Regions from separate parts of the Mus musculus genome. Here all the other regions are linked to region 3. The links are chromatin loops, found by intact Hi-C in ENCODE. Cell type or tissue: left cerebral cortex. All regions are shown on one strand. Links, peaks and the distances in the headings refer to the core of each region. The heading gives the core; the rest is flanking DNA.

Region 1 (5,745 bases), core at 1,411-3,910, 59 kb after region 3:
AATTGTGCAATCAACATGAGGATATGTGATATTCACTATGAAGCACATTGTCTGTCTGTCTGTATATATGTCTGTGTGTCTATAGGTCTGCGTTTTGACTCAGCAGTCATAACCCTGCCATACACAAAGCCATCTAATAACTGGATGATTTGCAAATGTCTTCCACATGGGCTACAGCTATGCGTATGTAGATGCTGCTACACTCAATCCTGTAACTGTAAAGCAATACAATCAACATAAGCAGATTCACGTTTTTATTTTACTTTATTTTATTTTTTATTTCCTAATGTGTTAATGCTCAACGGATCTTTTGTTTTGTGACAAGCACAATGTGAGGACCCTCAAAACCCTCATTTATCATTGCTCTTCCCTCCCTCCCCACTCTTTCTTTTCGGGTGATACTTATTTCTAACGGCTTATGATCTTCACTGGATAAGAAGAAGACATTTGAGGTCGAGAGTGTGGAGGTTCAGGGTGGGAGGGGGGGACGGCTATTTTGAATCTTCTGATGGTGAGGTTTCGCTCACTAAGGAGCTCTCTGTGGGTTTCTGGCATTGTGTTTTGTCTGCTTGCAAGTGAGCCGGTGATCGATGGGGAAAGTGTTCATTGATTTGTAGTGCCTGCGCGCTGCAGCCAACCAGCACTAGAGTGAGGAGGCAGCATCATGAATCTCTCAACTATGCATATTTATATGCAGCTGCTGAACTTCGAAACCTCTCGTGAATACAAAGTACTTGTGTGGCCACCAGTTTGCACAATGCCGTCCTGCTGCATGTTCTGATATAGCTACTGTACGGGAGAATGGATGTGGGAGAGGGGCACGGTGGGATAGAGAAAGGAGAGGTAAGGGCTGGGGGTTGGAGGGAGGGTTGAGCCTTGTACAATTCCTCATTAGAAAGCAACGGAAATGAGGTGTGTGTGGGAACAAGCAGGATACGTTCTAATAAATGCTCTCCTTGCCTGAATCTCGAGTTCCACAATTGATTAATGGAAACAATGAATTTATGAAATTCTTGGGCAAATGGATGTATCTGGAGGATATCATCCTGAGTGAGGTAACCCAATCACAAAAGAAGTCACTTGATATGCATTCACTGAGAAGTGAGGCTCCCTGATAACGATGTGGTTAAAATATGCTGGCATCATTGAAATCATCATAGCAATGAGCTGTGCGCATGAGAAAGTAACCTCCCCTGAGTGAATCGCAGCTTTGCTTCGGGAGAGAGTAGATGCGACAATATAATGGGAGGGAGGGGTGAAGGCAGGAAGATATAAAGAATTGTTAATATTATTGGGAAAAATTAAGTAAAGTGAAATGCAGGAGGATGTTAAGAAAAATATATGAAGGGGCATGCATTTGAGAGTGGGGATAGAATGGGAGGGGCAGGAAAGAGGCAATAAAGCTACAGGGGAGGTTAGGAGACCTGAATATTCAGACAATATGAAGAAGGACTGTAAATAGGAGAAATAAAATAGGGAAAGAAACAGCCAAACAAAAACTATCACGGTGTGTGTGTGTGTGTGTGTGTGTGGGGGGGGGGGGGGCACAAGATATGCCTTTTCCACAGGAGACATTCTTTTGTTGAGAAAGATGCATTTTATATAAAGTACAGAGTAAGTCACAGATTTTTTAAAAAGTGACCAAATTTTAATAAGATTACGGTTTACAAACAGATTAAATCTGTAAACTTGGAGATTTCTATACCCAATAATTAAAGCATATTTTCTTAGTTTTTAAAGGCCTATAGTTAAAGATAAGAAATCTGGGTTGGGGGATATGTTTGCAAAATTGAAAGTCAAATTGAAACATCACTATTTTGAAATTATCTTCATTCAGAAAGTTCTGAAGACCAAACTCAGTTCAATATTGTTAACCCCAATAGTGCTACGGGGCCTCCAAGAAAAGCTCATTTTATTATGAGATTAGGGCTTGTCTCCAGCTGAAGTTTTATCAAAGAAACATAAAAGGAAACCTCAAATTCAATGTCTAGGTAGTTTCACTCCAGTATCAAAACCAAGCTTTATATGTTTCCACATAGAGTTACAGCATTGGTACAGACCAAAGTGCAGCTGCTCTTTTGACCATCCTATCCAATGGCCTTCTTCCAAGTCCTTCCCTCTGAGATTTAAGGAAAGCTGTCAATCCTTAGCTCTCAAAGGCTTAGGAAAATGGATGGAAATTGAATGTTAAAAGGCCAGCACATACTGTGTTGGTATTAGATTCCAATATTACTAAGCATGTCCAGACTTTTAAAAAATATACAAAACCTCTGGTACGCATAAGCACTAGCGCGTGCACACACACACACACACACACACACACACACACACACACACACACACACACACACACATACACACACAAACACACACAAACACACACTACATATACACACAAAAGCTTACTCTATTTTCAATGATGTCAAACTCTCTTCTAGCAATGTTCTCCCCCTAGTGGTGAGTCAGCACAAAAAGTGCCTTCTCAAGTGGAAAACCTAGTTTCCTTCCCAGAATTGGTGCTAAACATAAAACAATGTGAAACTTTACTTTTCTCATTGAAAAAATAATAGGAAAACAATATTCTCAATTTTAACATAATGTTTTTCTATTTTAAAATTTTAAATGATTTAACCTTTATCAGAGTTATGCAATGATTATAAACTCATCCATGTGCATATGCACATTGCTACAAGGACATTTCTGAGGTTATATAATAAGTGGTTATCTTTTAATCGGCTACCTTTTAGATTTTACTTTACAAGTACTTGTAAATTATTTCCATAGACAAACTAAACCTGAATGCTAAGGACATAAAAGGAAAACTACCAGGATTTAGTCTTATTTCTCATTTACAGGTCTAACCATGGAATTCTTACCATCCTCCTTACCCCATCCTGCTGAAATATGGAAAACTCTTACTGTTTATGCCCTCAGCCTAGGTAGCACAGAGTCGAGGCAACACTGAGTGCATTTTTTTTATATAATTTATCACACCAAGTGATAGTCATTGATTCATGAAAGATACCGTGGTTTCTTTACATGGTAATCAGAGTTCAAGTCTCCACTGAGAAATCATTTGTGAAAATTCTGATTCTGATTTGATTCTAAAAAACAAGAAGAAAGGAAGTCTCGATTTACAGTTAGAAATCTAATGCTGGGTTGGAATTTTTCTCTGTTCAACATGGAGGTTCATGAAGGTTCCCATTGTTTTCAGTTAATAGATGAAGCTGATGGAGGCAAAAGAATTTCAGACTGTGTGACTAGAATTTGTGGGTCAAAGAGTAATAACGTAAATATGGAGAGAAACTCTCCGGGGTGTTTCAAAGGTAACCAACTATCATTACCCTTTGCACAGTTACACAGCATTAGGCAAGAGGCAAAATTTTAAACCAAAACTTCTTTAAAAAACAAACTATGTCCATGAATTGCTTAAAAGTTGTCTGTAGACATTTAAGGAGAGGACATACTCTGTACAAAAAGTTTTGGACAATTTTCTAATTGTATGTTAATATCCATCTATATACATAACAAATTTTGCTAAGTGGTGATTAAGGTAAGAGACACTCAGAGTTGGTAACACTCAAATTAAGGCTATGTGAGTGTTTTCTTAAATTTGCTTTCGAATAAATGTTCTGAACTAGGGATTTTAATATCATAATTTACTAAAAATTACTTAATTTAAATTTAGAAGGTAGAAACCAGAATGACATCAATATATACTAAAATATCAATTGATCCTAATTTCCTTTCCTCTAGATAAGAAAACAGGAGATACAGCCATATGAATGGAAATGAGCAGGAGGTGGCGGTTTCACTGAGGTTTATATGAGGTCTTTTGTTTATGTTGAGCTGATATGCTCACTTGATAATTCTACAGTTGCATAACTATTTCATGTGTTACGTATAACATCATCTCTAAAGATGTATTTATAGGTATAACACTGTGACTCTCACCAGGCACAGTCTGGTTCATTTCACAGATGTAAAAATACTGAATACAAACAAAACCTATGACAAAGTAGCTCTCAGCCACAGTGGTCTCCTTTATCACTAAGTTGTAAGGATGTCCCTCAAGTAGAGTCTACCTTCCTCGTGTTGAAAGACCAGAGTTGCTACTGCATATGTTGTTTGCTGCTATTATGTATATCTTTCTTTCCTCCTCTATTCATTCATATATATATATATATATGGTGTGTGTGTGTGTGTGTGTGTGTGTGTGTGTGTGTGTGTTACCAGGAACCAAACCCACAGTCTTGTACACTGAAGGCAAAGGACTACATGCCCTTTCCCATTTTGTGTGCTATGTTTCCACTGTGTGATCAAAACAATCTGCACTGAAATTTCTTAATGAAAATTTTGGTGAGATTGTTCGGAATGATCAGGAATTATGCAGAAGTTTTAATCTTGGATGAGTCATATAATTTTGGGGTAGCTTTCTGCATGTGTGAGACATCTAAGATAATAGTAAAACTGATTTTCAAATTTAATAAAACGTATAGCAACATTTCTGAGGAATGTAAACATTAAATAAGTAGTATTTCCTGCAATATTATTCTTAGAAATATTATCAAAATAATAGAAGCAAACTGGGATAAATCCAGCGAAGCACAAACTCATCAAATCCTTCCAATTCCACCACAGCATGAAAAAATGAAATCAAACAATTAAAAATAAACAAACTGTACTTATAGTCCTGCCTGCTTACTTAGATCTAATGCACCCATTAACCAAAGGAATGCTGAACAGGTCAAAGGTGCAATGTTTATTTCCAAAGTTACTTAAAACTGTATTTAATATTTTCTTGCTTGGATTGTTTATTTGCAGAAGAAATAATAAGCATGAAAGTCACTATTAATAGGCCTTTGCATCAAGTACAAGTCAAATAATAATAACTTTAAGTAAAAGAATCTTTAAGAATATTGTGTAATATTATAACCATAATACTCATTTTCCTTAAGGCAAGCTTTGGTATCAGAGACCTTGGTGTAATAAATATTTAGATCATTGTTTACAGGCTGAATCTAAATAGCATCTGTTTGTGCATTGTGACATACTCAAAAGTCTGAACTAAATACAACATTGTCGTTTATGCCACTGGAAGGCACCTATTGAAATGAAAATGCGCTTTAATTGACATTGAGTAAAATAATTTTCTCAATAGTCCCCTAGTCTTAATCGTAGTAAAAAAAAAAAAAAAAACTGTACAAAGGAGTGGTCAGATACTATATGATGTCCAAATATAGAAATAACATATAACTTTTTCTTTGGTGAATATCAGTATCTACTATTCATTACTTCTTTGTATAGATTTTATGCTGAGGCAAAGTAGAAACTGACACGATTTGATTTTTTTTACCCCAATGGATCAGGTACTTTCATTGCATAAAAACAATTTTGATGAAAATAGTTTTTCTTCAGAATTGTCTCAGAAAATACAGAATATTCATGGAGCTTCAGGAGACAGGAACATTACCAGAAGATATAAAATGACTCACTGATAAACTCCAACTGTGCCCAGCTCAAGGGCAATACTAATTTGGTCATTTTTCATATTGCTTTAATTCTCCCGACTTTTGCTTTACCCATAATAGAGGAATTCTAAAATTGGGGGAAAAATAGCTCTATATGTTTACATGAATTATTCAGGAAAGTAAATGCTGTATTTTTAATGGAAATTTAAAATTAGTTTTGCAGCGATAACTTGGTCGAGGAAATTAAGATGAATTTGAACCTCTTTTCCCAGCC
Region 2 (5,745 bases), core at 1,411-3,910, 49 kb before region 3:
TCCTGACTATTCATCAAATTCTCTCCCATCTTTTCGCCTTGTTGTGAAAGAGCAGAATCTGGACTTTAGGAATGATCCAAGGTTTAGTAGCACAGAATGCAGGGCAAAACAATCACACTTAGCACAGCATAAAACTCCTGGCCACAGAAGTGGAATCTGGTTCTTCAGAAGTGGTTGATCTTAAAAGGGAAAAGCAGGGGGGTTAGAAAAGGAGAGAGGGGGAGAGAGAGAGAGAGAGAGAGAGAGAGAGAGAGAGAGAGAGAGAGAGAGAGAGAGAGAGAGAGAGAAATGGAATGATTTAGAGTGTTTTCCTCTAGGCAGGTGAACCATCCATTTCCAGGAAGCTGCAAGGAAAGCTATGCTGAACAAAATATTTGCTAAGTGTTCCCCTCCCCCACCCTAGTACCACACCCCTTTCTAACCACCACCCCCCTTCACCCCTGCCCAGATCTTTACTTTGCCTTGTAAGACTTAAGCATTCTGTTCCGTGATGTAATGCATCATTATATAAGATCTCTTTCTGTTTATCATTTGATTTCCCATACTGAATCACTTATGGCCCCAAATAAATAGTTTTATAGAAGAAAAAAAAAAGATAAAACCAAAACCAAAAGAAACAACCAAAAAGCAGCATTCACAAAAAGCAAAGAGGAAAAAAAATAAAATTAAATAAAACAAAACAGTACTTAGATAAAAGTCCATGCTTTTTCCTTAAAACTGAATATGGCTTTACAATTTTTGACCATAGCATTCAACCAATTATTAGAATGAAAAATCTCACCCCTCCATAAATATGACATTAACATAATTATACCACCCCCATCACGGAGACCCATCCTCCTTAGGGAATACATCTGATGCTCCAAAGATGGAAATCAGTCAGATTTTAGTTGCTCTCCAACGTACCTTTGCTTCTCACTGACTGACTGGCTTTTACCCTCCACGCACTCACACGCCACCCCCTCCCCTCGGCTAGACACGGATGCCCGAGCGAGCACGCGCGCGCGCACAGGCACACAGACACACGGAGAGAGTCGGGCTAGCATCTGATGCTGACTCAGAGCGCTTCTGTGTGCAAGGGGTGGCGGCGGCTGGTATTTTCACTGCGCTCATCATTAACATTAACGCACAGTCTGGCATCCACCCTCTCCCAGACCTGCTGGACTGCGGCATTTGCATGACGCTGTCACTCTAGCTTCTGCAGGTCAGATGATGGAAGGAAATGGGGAGAAAGAGAGAGAGAGGGAGAGAGCGAATTAAAAAAGAAAAGAAAAAAAAGCCTTGAGACTCTCCTAAGAAATGCCTTCGTTTTGTCCTTATTTTTCCACCTTTTCTACTTCCTCTGTGGCTGTCTCTCAGCTGTTTGACATCTTCCCGGAAGAAAATGCCTTGTGCTTCAATGAGCCAGTCGCCAGTTAGTCCTCCCCTCCCTTCCCTCCAATCCCCACCCTTTTCCCTGCTAATCAATAAGACAGATCTGCAAGAGCAGTGTGGAGACAGACTCAGGCAGAGTCTCGCCCGGGTCCCCACCTAAGGAAGCAGCCAGGCCGGCTCACACACACGTGACACAGAAAAAAAAAAATACCATCAGTTTCTTAACAGCCTTAGACTTTATTCTGCGGTTTCATTTTCTTTCCCCCTTTGACTGAAGAAAGGGCAAAAGAAAGTCTATCCGTTTTTATGTGAAGACCCCACCCAGCAGCAGACACCCGTACATCCATACGCCCATAAGGCTGGGTGTGTAGAGATCAATTCTTTCTAGTCAAATAAATAAATACATAAATAAATAAATAAAATCTAAAAGCTAGGATTTTAATCGAAGTGATAGCTTCATGTTTTTATTAGCTATGCTCTCATTTCATAGGAATTAAAAGACAAGACTTGCCAAGATCTGACTCATCAACGGGATTTAAACTGTGTTGAAATGCTAACTTGGTGGAATGAGATCGACTAGCTGGATATTAGTATATTTTAATTTTAAAGACTTTTAAAAATAATAATACCTGACTGTTCGTGGGTATGTACATCGTAAAAGTGTTCTGGTTCAGCATATTGTGATTGAATATGTAGATTTAAATAAAAGGTGGATCCCTGTACATCTGTACACTATTACTAAAGAGCCAAAACCTTTGGCCATGATTGTGCTGGTGTTTCACAACATAGAAGACACCAGTTTCTTTGTTCTCCAGTCTCTCCCTGGGATGACAGTATGGTAAACTGCCACCTTCCCTTTCTACACTAGCAGTGTTTCTGAATTACTTGCCGGGCAGACTTAGCTATTGGTGACTCTACAGAATACAAAAAAGCATACAAAAGGGAAGGAACTATCACCATCCTCCAGCCAATGCTGGCTGGTGCTGCAAATATGTCAGTTTACTCTCATAGGCAGTCCCAGCATGCAATGCGGCACGCACGACCAAGGAAGGTAGCAGTTTGGCAACAGATCTGTGGCAACAATTGCGGAGAACAACCAACCGCTCGCTGAGGTTCCAAAGAAAACATCACAGGATCCATAAAGAGATGCAAGTAGAAATCAGCTCTTACAGGCTTCTGATTTGAAAGAAAAAAAAAAAAAAGGAAAAGGAAACAGGGGTGGGGCGGGGTGAGGTGGGCTGGGGTGGGGGTGGGGGCCAGCAAATCTCAAGCACAAAGACCAGCGGAAAAAGGAAAAAAAAAAAAAAAAAAAAGGAAAAGAATGTCCACAGGAAGGAAACAGGATGTTGAGTTCGTACTTTCAGAAAAAAAGAAAAAAAAGGCATGAAGGAAAAGGATGAGAGAGGTAGGCAGAAAAAGAGATGGATGGAATAGAGACCCAGAGAAAGAAAGATGGGAAGGAGCAGAGCCGCCATGCTGGTTGTTAATTGCCACAGAGAATATGAAGCATGATTTCTGAGTCTGGAGACTGCAAAGGACTCGAGTCCAGAATCGGATGAAAAGTTGAAATAAAGACAGACACCCACAGGTTAGCTTAGCACAAGTGTCTGCCAGTGGCAGCAAGAAGCCTGCAGAACTTGTCCTGTTTTTGCGTCTAGCTTATTGCCTTGATCAGACTTTATTTTGATTTTTTAACTCTCTTACATATGTGAATTCTTTAGGCTGCCTTTGTCCCCCCATATAGTTACCTACAATGCTCTTGATAAATGAGTGTCATGACTTTGCTATGGCTATCAGATCTAACAGGTTGACGATTTTAATAATTGAGTGTGTGCTTACAGCTACTGGCCACTGATATCCCGCTCTGTAGACCTTGTGCATGAACATCTCACTTGCAGCTCTTGGGACAAGATACAAGATACAAGGCACCTTCAACTTTTCTCCTTAATCGATGGTATTTCTTTCTTTACATTCATACAAGCATACATGGCTTAACTCCACAGAAAGCACAAAATATATTAACTGAGGGATTTAGAAAATCAAAGCAATAAACATTGAAAGGAAAATAATTATTACTGAATGACTGTGGGTTACAATATTTATATTGAGACATGAGTTAGCCTGTTCCAAGTGGCCAGGCTCTGTCAAGACTTCTCTTAGGGCCAATAGGAAAGCAGATTTGGTTACATCAACATTGATTTGAAAGGAAATGTTGAAATCAAACAATGTGGTCACCACTGTCATAGATGCTAGCTTGAGGTCCTTGCTACCTTTCAGCTTCTAATCAACAAACACTGAAGCAAGCTTTTCCCTACGTCAGAATTTATGCGGTGACCACAGGCAAAGTATTTACAAAGAAAAGTTTTGACTTCACTTTTACATTTCATTTGAAAGATGCAGCACATGTACAATCACGCAACAATTATTTTCAAATACTATTGGACATTTATTTTCTAAGCTTTTAAAAACTCACTGCTCTGATTCGGATGGTAAATTATTTATCAAATTAAAGGAAGTAATGCTTTGAAATAATATCCTTTCTTCCAGGGCAAGAATGTCTTTTATTTATTCTAAAGGGTATGTAAAATTGGTGTAATTGTGAGTATCATTAATTTAATGTATGATGTTTGTAATAAGGAGGACAGATGATATAAACTGATGCATAGTTTATATTTTGACTTAAAATTCATGAAAGTATAGACACTGTATATTATTCACCTGTTGAATATTTTTGTGCCATATTTAACTTGCATTCTGCAATCAGCTACAACCAGAAATCTGTAATATAAAGTAAATGTTTAAAAATATCAAAGTTCATTGCCTCTGTTCCCCTATCTGTATCTCTGGTGGGCAGTATGAATTGATGGGAATCTACTCTTCTGGACAATGTGAATTTAAACTATTTTCTAACTTTGTGAAGAATATATTATATAATTCTGACTTAACCCACCCCTCAAAAGGTTTATAGAGTAATTCATCACTGGACCCCAGTGTTTTCCTTCTCCTTTAGGAGACAGAAACTGTATTGATTTACTTAGGGATCTAATATTAAAAGTATTTCCTTTTGATGGAAGTGCCTTTATTTCTAAATTTTGGCTAAAGCAGTTTTATTTACTAATAGCTTTTTAAAATGTAAGATGACTTATGGAGAAAGCTTTTCGAAAAACTAAGCTTCTCCCCACCCCCAAATATAACAATGATTTAACAAAATCAAAAGACTCAACAGTCTCTTCATTCTGTGGGCTCCGAGTAGCTCGGCCATGCTTATTTGTCTAACCTTTCCAGAATGGAGAGCCATGTTCTCTCTAGTGCCAACCAAGACATATCAGAGTTCTGCTTTCCAGAAGGCATGGAGTAGTCGTGAGAGAAGCAAAAATACAGAGAGGTTTTTTTTTTCCTCTCTCTCTCCATTTTTCCACATTAGAAAGGAATAGCAGAAACTGAAATAAAAGAAATAGATCTCTTATTTTTTTTTTTAGTGCACATAACGAATAAGCAAACGATAGAGATGAGACTCAGATATCAGTGAATTGGTGTTGGTCTGGTTAGGAACTTTCTATGAACTAAAACACCTAGTGTTCTTGTTTGTCTAAGTAAGATACATCCGAGTAAGGAATAGATCCCAAATCAGATTTTAAAGAAAGACAAAATATACTAAACTAAAAGTGTATATTAAAATCATAATAATGAAGAAGAATGTTTGATCTTAACCAAAAGAAAATATATGACTCACTTTTCTTTAATAATTTTGCTGTTTGGTTTTTTTTGGGGGGGGAATGGCTTTGTTTAAATCAGACATCCAATAAGTGGGATGTCAAATGTTGATCTGTCAATCTGATAAGTCTTTCTCTCTCTCTCCTGCTATATAACTGCAAGGTATCATATCCCTCTTTTATTAATTAATTTAAAAATGGCCTGATTGTAAATCACTGTAGTAAGCTTTTCCATGTTTCCACATCCACTTTCCCCTTCTCTTTTCAGCTCTTTTGGAAATACAGAACCTATTTTTGGTTCCAGTCTTCATCAGTAGACCTAGGAGGACTGCATTCAGAGTTGCACCAATGAGACTAGACACACTGAGCCAGGGGAAGGCAGGGCAGGAATGTGAACTTGAAGGAGGTTTTTAAGGCCAAAGTGTTTTTTGCCTTAGTGTAGTCCCTGGAGCAAACAGCTCTTGAGTCTGAAGCTGGGAATCCCTCCTTCAGTTAAAAGGGCAACTTATTGTACGGTAAGGCCACTGGGAGGACAAAACACCAGGCTACACATCAAGTCATGCTCAAACATGAGAGAGTGCATTTGAGTAGCTATCAGTACTACACACAGCAATAGCCCACATGGATCCAAGCTTTTAAAGAAAAGATATAAACAGAA
Region 3 (5,745 bases), core at 2,146-4,645:
ATTTTATGTTTAAAAAAAAGAAAGAGGAAACACTGGCTGTAGCTTTTATTACTACAAAATATACTTTGACATTATTGTCTTACTAGATATATGGAAAAGATTAAAAATAAACTATGAGCTTATACTTTTCTATCAGATTTTTACTTCCTTTTATAATGTATAACCACTGAGAACATATTTTCCTTTTCATTAAATAGCTTCCTATTCAACCATCTTGTACCTGAATTGTATAAATCAACATACACATATGTCCTCAGAATGATGGACACTGGGCATTGATCACAAAACCAAACAAAAGGTTGACAAAGGCAAGTAATACTGTAAACTCTTGAAGGAAAACCATCAGTGAAAATCCCAAATACGTAGCTTCATAAAGGGAAGGACCATTTCTTATACCAAACACAGACATAATCATTTTCTCTTTAATATTCTAAGATTAATTACTCTCTACATTTGTGCCTTTTCGTTTTACCTGAGATGATTTTCTCCTGTGGTCATTCTCTTCTCTTCTCATATGCACTTTAAGTGTTCCCCTAAAACAACCACAAAAGGAAAAATATCAGACAACTGCCACCTACAGGGATCATCTGTGTAGATTGGGAGCAAAGGAAGGAGGTGGCCGGGAAGACAGGACAATGTCAAAATGGGGGAAAGCCTTAAAAGTCTATTCCTTAAGGCTTGGCAGGGTCTGAGGGCCCCACCCCAGGATACTCATATGACACAGAAATACTTTCACAGTTTGCAGCTACATGTTCATTCTGGTTGGTGTTGCTTTCCCGGGAACAGTTCTCAAAGTGAAAGGACGTGTCTCTTACGGAAGCGACTGGGTTCTTCACAATGAAGGGGTGAAAGCTGAAAAGAGCTTTGGATTTGGCATGGAGCTTAATAAGATAATTAAGAGTGTGGAGATTAATGGCTCCTAAAATAAGATTCAAAATAATGTTTTTTAAACTAAAGAATCATGAAACATGAAAACAGGTTTATCAATATTAATTAAGCCTTTGGAAGTTGGCTTTCTAATAACAAAGGAGGAAGAAGAGCTATTCTGCAAATAATTAGTGAATAATAACCGATAAAGTCAATAAAACATTGCTTCAAATATTATCTTTATATTAGGTCTGGGTAACTGTTAATCCTTTCATAATATAACTGAAAAGAAGACAGAATTAACCAGCTGTATAATATTTCTCTTTGTTTATCCTTGATGTTTATGATATCATGAAATATAATTTTAAAATCATAACAATTATGCTAAAGTTTTCTTCTCATAGCTAATATTATCATGCCAGTTCTTAGTATGAACATTGTAATCTTCATTGATACACACTGCATATCTCAAAACGTTTTTTTCTTTTTAGAGATTTTCTTGCATGTTTAGAAACATTGTTTAGTAAAGAAGTTTTTAAAGGGGGCATATCATTTAACCCTCTACCACTAAAATAGGAAAAGCTGCATTTTGTTACAAGACGTTGACTTGCTCAGCAATTTCCTTCTACAAATAGAGAAAATAATTAGAATGCAATGTATTCACCTGCCGAGCCAAAGCAACTCTGAACTTGAAAGCAAGTTTGTACAGACTTTCCCCACCACAACAGTGAAGGGCAACTTCCAACGCTTCCCAACTGCTCTAGGGCAAATTCTTTTTCCTTGTATTTTTAGAAGTAGAATTATTAAGGAACAAGCTATTTTTTTTACTTCGCAACGGAGAATCCGCTCTGTTTATTCCCATCTCTCCTCTACTGAAACCGGCATGAAAAGAAATTTTATTTAGCATTATATGGATGCATTTTTGAAGCAAGATCTCTTTTTAGAACTTCGAGAAATTTCTTCTTTTGCATTTAAAATTAGGAGTCACAGAAAAGGTTTTACTTTCCTTACTACTACTGATTCCCAAGCCCGTTTCTCCACAAAATATATTACTGGACACAAAAATCAGAGATAACACACACTACTGTCTGCCTAAAACTTCTGTGAACAACCAAAGCAGGAGCTTATGTCTATAGAGAGTTTTCTTATTCCAGTTTAGTGTCTACGCTAATCACGATTAGAGTAAGAAAGCAAAAGAAAAAAGTGTAAAGTGGGTAATGAGTTAATAAGAACAAATTGAAACTGCAAGGAGTCTAATTTATGGAATAGAAAGCGTAAAAAGAAACAAAAAAAAAGTTATACCTGGTATGAAAGTGCGGGTTCACCAAGTGCAATGTACTGCTCTTAGGCCATTGTTTTTTGAAATAATAACAAAAATAAATAAATAAAAGAAAGAAGGGTCATAGATTTGTGTTGCCTTCCAAGCTGCTTAACGAAGCCCGATGTCTCAGGAGTTAGACAAACCAAAGTTTGCTTTTTTGGGTTTGTCTCGGTTTGCATTTTTGGTTTGTTTTTGTTTTCACGCAGGCATTCCGCATCATTATCAGTATTTTTCAGCACTCTGGCGAATACTGAGAAGCTCAGGGTTTTTGTTTGGTTTGGTTTTTTGTTTTTGTTTTGGATTTTTTTTTTTTCTGTTTCTTCTGGGCTCCCGGTATTTCTCAGAGAAGGAGGTCCAGAGGGCTTGTCTTCATTCTCTTCCTTCTCCATATTCCAGGCACAAAGCACTGCGCAGAATCTGCACCAATCGTTGCCACCGACTGGCAGCAGAATGGTAGAAGGTGGGAGAGTCCCGGAATCCTTCCAGGCTGACTTGAGAAACGAGGACTGCACACGTTCGTCTCCCGAACCGAAGGGGTGAAAAGGCTGGGTGCCAGTTTGCTACTCGGCTGCAATGATCTCATGCTCACTGCTCTGTCGTCCTGTCCGACCAGTTCAAATGCCTGTTCATTATAAACCAAATACATACATACATAAATAACCCAAACTACTTGAATTCTTCAGTAACCAAAAGAAGAAAAAAAAAAGGAAAAAGAAAAGATATTAACATAAAAATTAAAAAACAAAACAAAACAGCAGTCAGGAAAGGTAAAAAAAAGAAAGAAAGAAAAGAAAACAAAAGAAAAAAAGCACATACAATTTAGGATTCACTTGTTATGCCTCAATATTCTGTTATTATTTTCCTTTTCTCTCTCTCTTTAGAGATAAGCAGCCGAATTTATCAGGCGTGAAAGGGACAGCCTCCTGGTGGCCTGCCAAAAGCCCAGAATAAAGACGAGGTTGTGCTTCAAAGCTCAGTTGCTTGCTGAGACTGGCTAAAGTCAAGTCTTAAGATCCACCATTTTCTGATCCTTGCTAGAAAAGAAGAAAAAAGTCAGGGCCGTTTGCTGCTTCCAAGTCTCCGTTGGCACCATCACAAAATCTCAGTCGTCAGGTCACATGATTCTCTGCCAAATGTAGAGTGAGGCATTCCCATCAACCATTCTGCTGATACTGCGAAGGCAGCTATTGTCTCGTTTAGACCCAAAGTTCAGCCCACTCTTCATTGAATTAGCTGAAAAACGCATCACCTTTGGGGGCTGGGAGTCATGGAAACGTCTACCTGGCAAGCTGCCCACTTTTTCTGCCCATCAACCAGAGATGGGATTGTGCTGCTTAACGCAGTCATGACTTGGAATGTGAAGAGTGGTCCAAAGTGAATCTCATTCTTACAACGCCTGTTTCATTTGCACAGAAAACTCTGGCTCATAGGAGAGAGGGAGAGGGAGGGGAGGGGGAGAGGGAGAGAAGGAGGGAGAGGGAGGGAGGGTGAGAGAGAGAGAGAGAGAGAGAGAGAGAGAGAGAGAGAGAGAGAGAGAGAGAGAGAGAGATCTTTCCTACAAAAAATTAGCAAATAAAGGTCTGAACATGCTTACTTTGCAACTTTGTTTCTCAACGCACCCGAATGGTTCTCAAACCGGAAGACTGAATGCCCTGCCCTGCGAGTTTTCGTCATTAAAGGCATATCTGTTTTCTTGTCTTTCTTTCTTTTTTTTTTTTTTTTGTAAACGCAACAAGCCTAGCACATTTGTTTTATTCTCCCACTTTAAGACTTTGAAACAAAACCAAACCTCCCAGTTTTCCTTTTTGCATTTTTATTACTTTCTGATTTTTATCTAGCACCAATTTTGTGCTACATGGCCACAATATCCACTAGCAACAGAGATGCATTATTGCTACCATCTCCAACAAAGTGGTCCCTTGAGAGGATGGGGTGTCTCTTCCAGCAGGCAAACCCCTGCAATTGGGTCTTGCGATAATCCCCATCACTACCTAGCACAGCTGCTATGCAAGTTTTCGGAGATTGACACATGTGAGAAGTGTTCTTTCTGTTCTCTGACTGGCTGCGGGTTGCCTGTGTGGCATGAAAGATGCCTTTGAAAGATTCAGGGAGCATATCAACAGCTCTTAGGCAATAAAATGAACAGCTTCCCCCTCCCTGGTGAATTTCCATTCTAGCATGCAATGAGATTTTTTTCCCATGTACAAACATTTCCATACTTCCTAACAAGAGTGGAGTGAATTCAATCTTTAAATATTCCCTTAAGCAGAATGTTAAGCCAAGTAGCAGAGCAAGCATCGTTAACATATAAGTCAAAATTCAGAGGACAATGCAGAAGACCTACATTTTCATACATGATTGAAAAATTTGTAGTGATTGTATATTAAAGTCACTTATGTTTGTAGTAAGTCTAGAATTATGTTCATTGCCTTATCTGAGTAATGGATCCATGTCCCTCTCCAGGAATGCACATATATTAAATATTATTTGATAGTTAAAACACGACTTGCCTAAACATTATTTGTGAAAGTCAGAACTCGGAAACATCCCATCAATGGATTTAAAGGTTATTATCTTATTCACGAGGTCACTTTAGGAGCAGTAAGGGGTGAATATCACATGCCCATATGGGAAACATCACAAAATCCGGCCTGTCTGTAATTGAAAACTGCACGAAGTTCTACACAGTAGAACTTGACCTTAAACATGTGCTGAAGTTTGCGATTGTTTTTCTCCTAGACTGAAAAATCCTGGGCAACGTTTTCTAGAGTCTTAACCACAGCACTAAAGAGTGTTGGGTAGGGAGAATTGTACAATGCATATTTAAAGCCCTGTATGTTCAGGATGCACAAAATAGGTGACAGACATAGAATGAGAAGTGTAAATTTGTAGTGACCGTTCAGTTATGCGGCAATTAAGCACTAGTGTTTGATAGGTTTTACACTGGGTATAGGGGACTAGCGCTAGAGACTCCTATGAGGTGTCATTCAGTAAATACTTTTAAATAAGAAAAGCCCGTGGTAAAGTAGCTAAGTTGGTATCCAGAGGAAATTTATTAAGGTGAAACTCTTTATGAAACAAGCAGGAAGATATTGAAGAACAGAAAGGAAATGCATATTAAATATAAATTACCTATGGAAGTCTTTCCTCAATCCGAACTATTCCCTTTCAGTAAAAACTCATTAATTAGGTTTTCACAATTTTATGTTTAACTTCCATAAATTAACTGATATAAAAGTTGTATGGTGGCCTCGCAATTCCAAATGAAAGAAACAAAGAAAAAGAAAGAAGCAAACTTTTGTGTTTAAGAGCATGGAATAAATATTTTTATTTAAATCTTCTATTAAATACCACCAATATATCCCAAAGAATATGTATAAAACAGATAGAAAGAGACTGTGACAGACTGAGGACTGGCATGCCCATAATTCCCTTCACCTTTTGACTGGTGTTTGCTGGTTTGTTTGTTTGTTTTCAACTCTTTGGTTTTTGTTTGTTTTTCAGTCATGGCATCAGAAGAACAGTGGCCCACAGGGACAGTAATTATTGGGACAATA

Evidence for each region. Peaks named below come from ENCODE experiments on the same cell type or tissue, not always from the same donor. Only the 100,000 strongest peaks of a DNase experiment are listed, where the experiment ranks them.
Region 1: it touches region 3 in a loop (7-fold over the local background); 7 of 42 quality-filtered maps call a loop at or near these places.
Region 2: a loop joins it to region 3, with 5 times the contacts of the local background. A loop is called at or near these places in 11 of 42 quality-filtered maps.

The regions. Positions count from the first base shown.
Region 1 is chr16:77,531,933-77,537,677 of GRCm38, reverse strand. All of the region lies in intron 4 of Mir99ahg (Mir99a and Mirlet7c-1 host gene (non-protein coding)), which reads right to left. Among named protein-coding and RNA genes, the nearest start is that of Mir99a, 64 kb to the left of the region's middle. In left cerebral cortex, for the core only: a CTCF peak has its summit at 2,481 (motif pointing left); a DNase peak (open chromatin) is centred at 2,460; H3K4me3 peaks cover 11 bases; H3K27ac peaks cover 29 bases.
Region 2 is chr16:77,639,829-77,645,573 of GRCm38, reverse strand. No RefSeq gene overlaps it. Among named protein-coding and RNA genes, the nearest start is that of Mir125b-2, 3.6 kb to the left of the region's middle. In left cerebral cortex, for the core only: no CTCF peak of the experiment used is centred there; DNase peaks (open chromatin) are centred at 1,447, 2,378 and 2,948; H3K4me3 peaks cover 1,750 bases; H3K27ac peaks cover 1,738 bases.
Region 3 is chr16:77,591,687-77,597,431 of GRCm38, reverse strand. No RefSeq gene overlaps it. Among named protein-coding and RNA genes, the nearest start is that of Mir99a, 4.4 kb to the left of the region's middle. In left cerebral cortex, for the core only: a CTCF peak has its summit at 3,142 (motif pointing left); DNase peaks (open chromatin) are centred at 2,654, 3,319, 3,826, 4,253 and 1 more place; H3K4me3 peaks cover 1,839 bases; H3K27ac peaks cover 2,407 bases.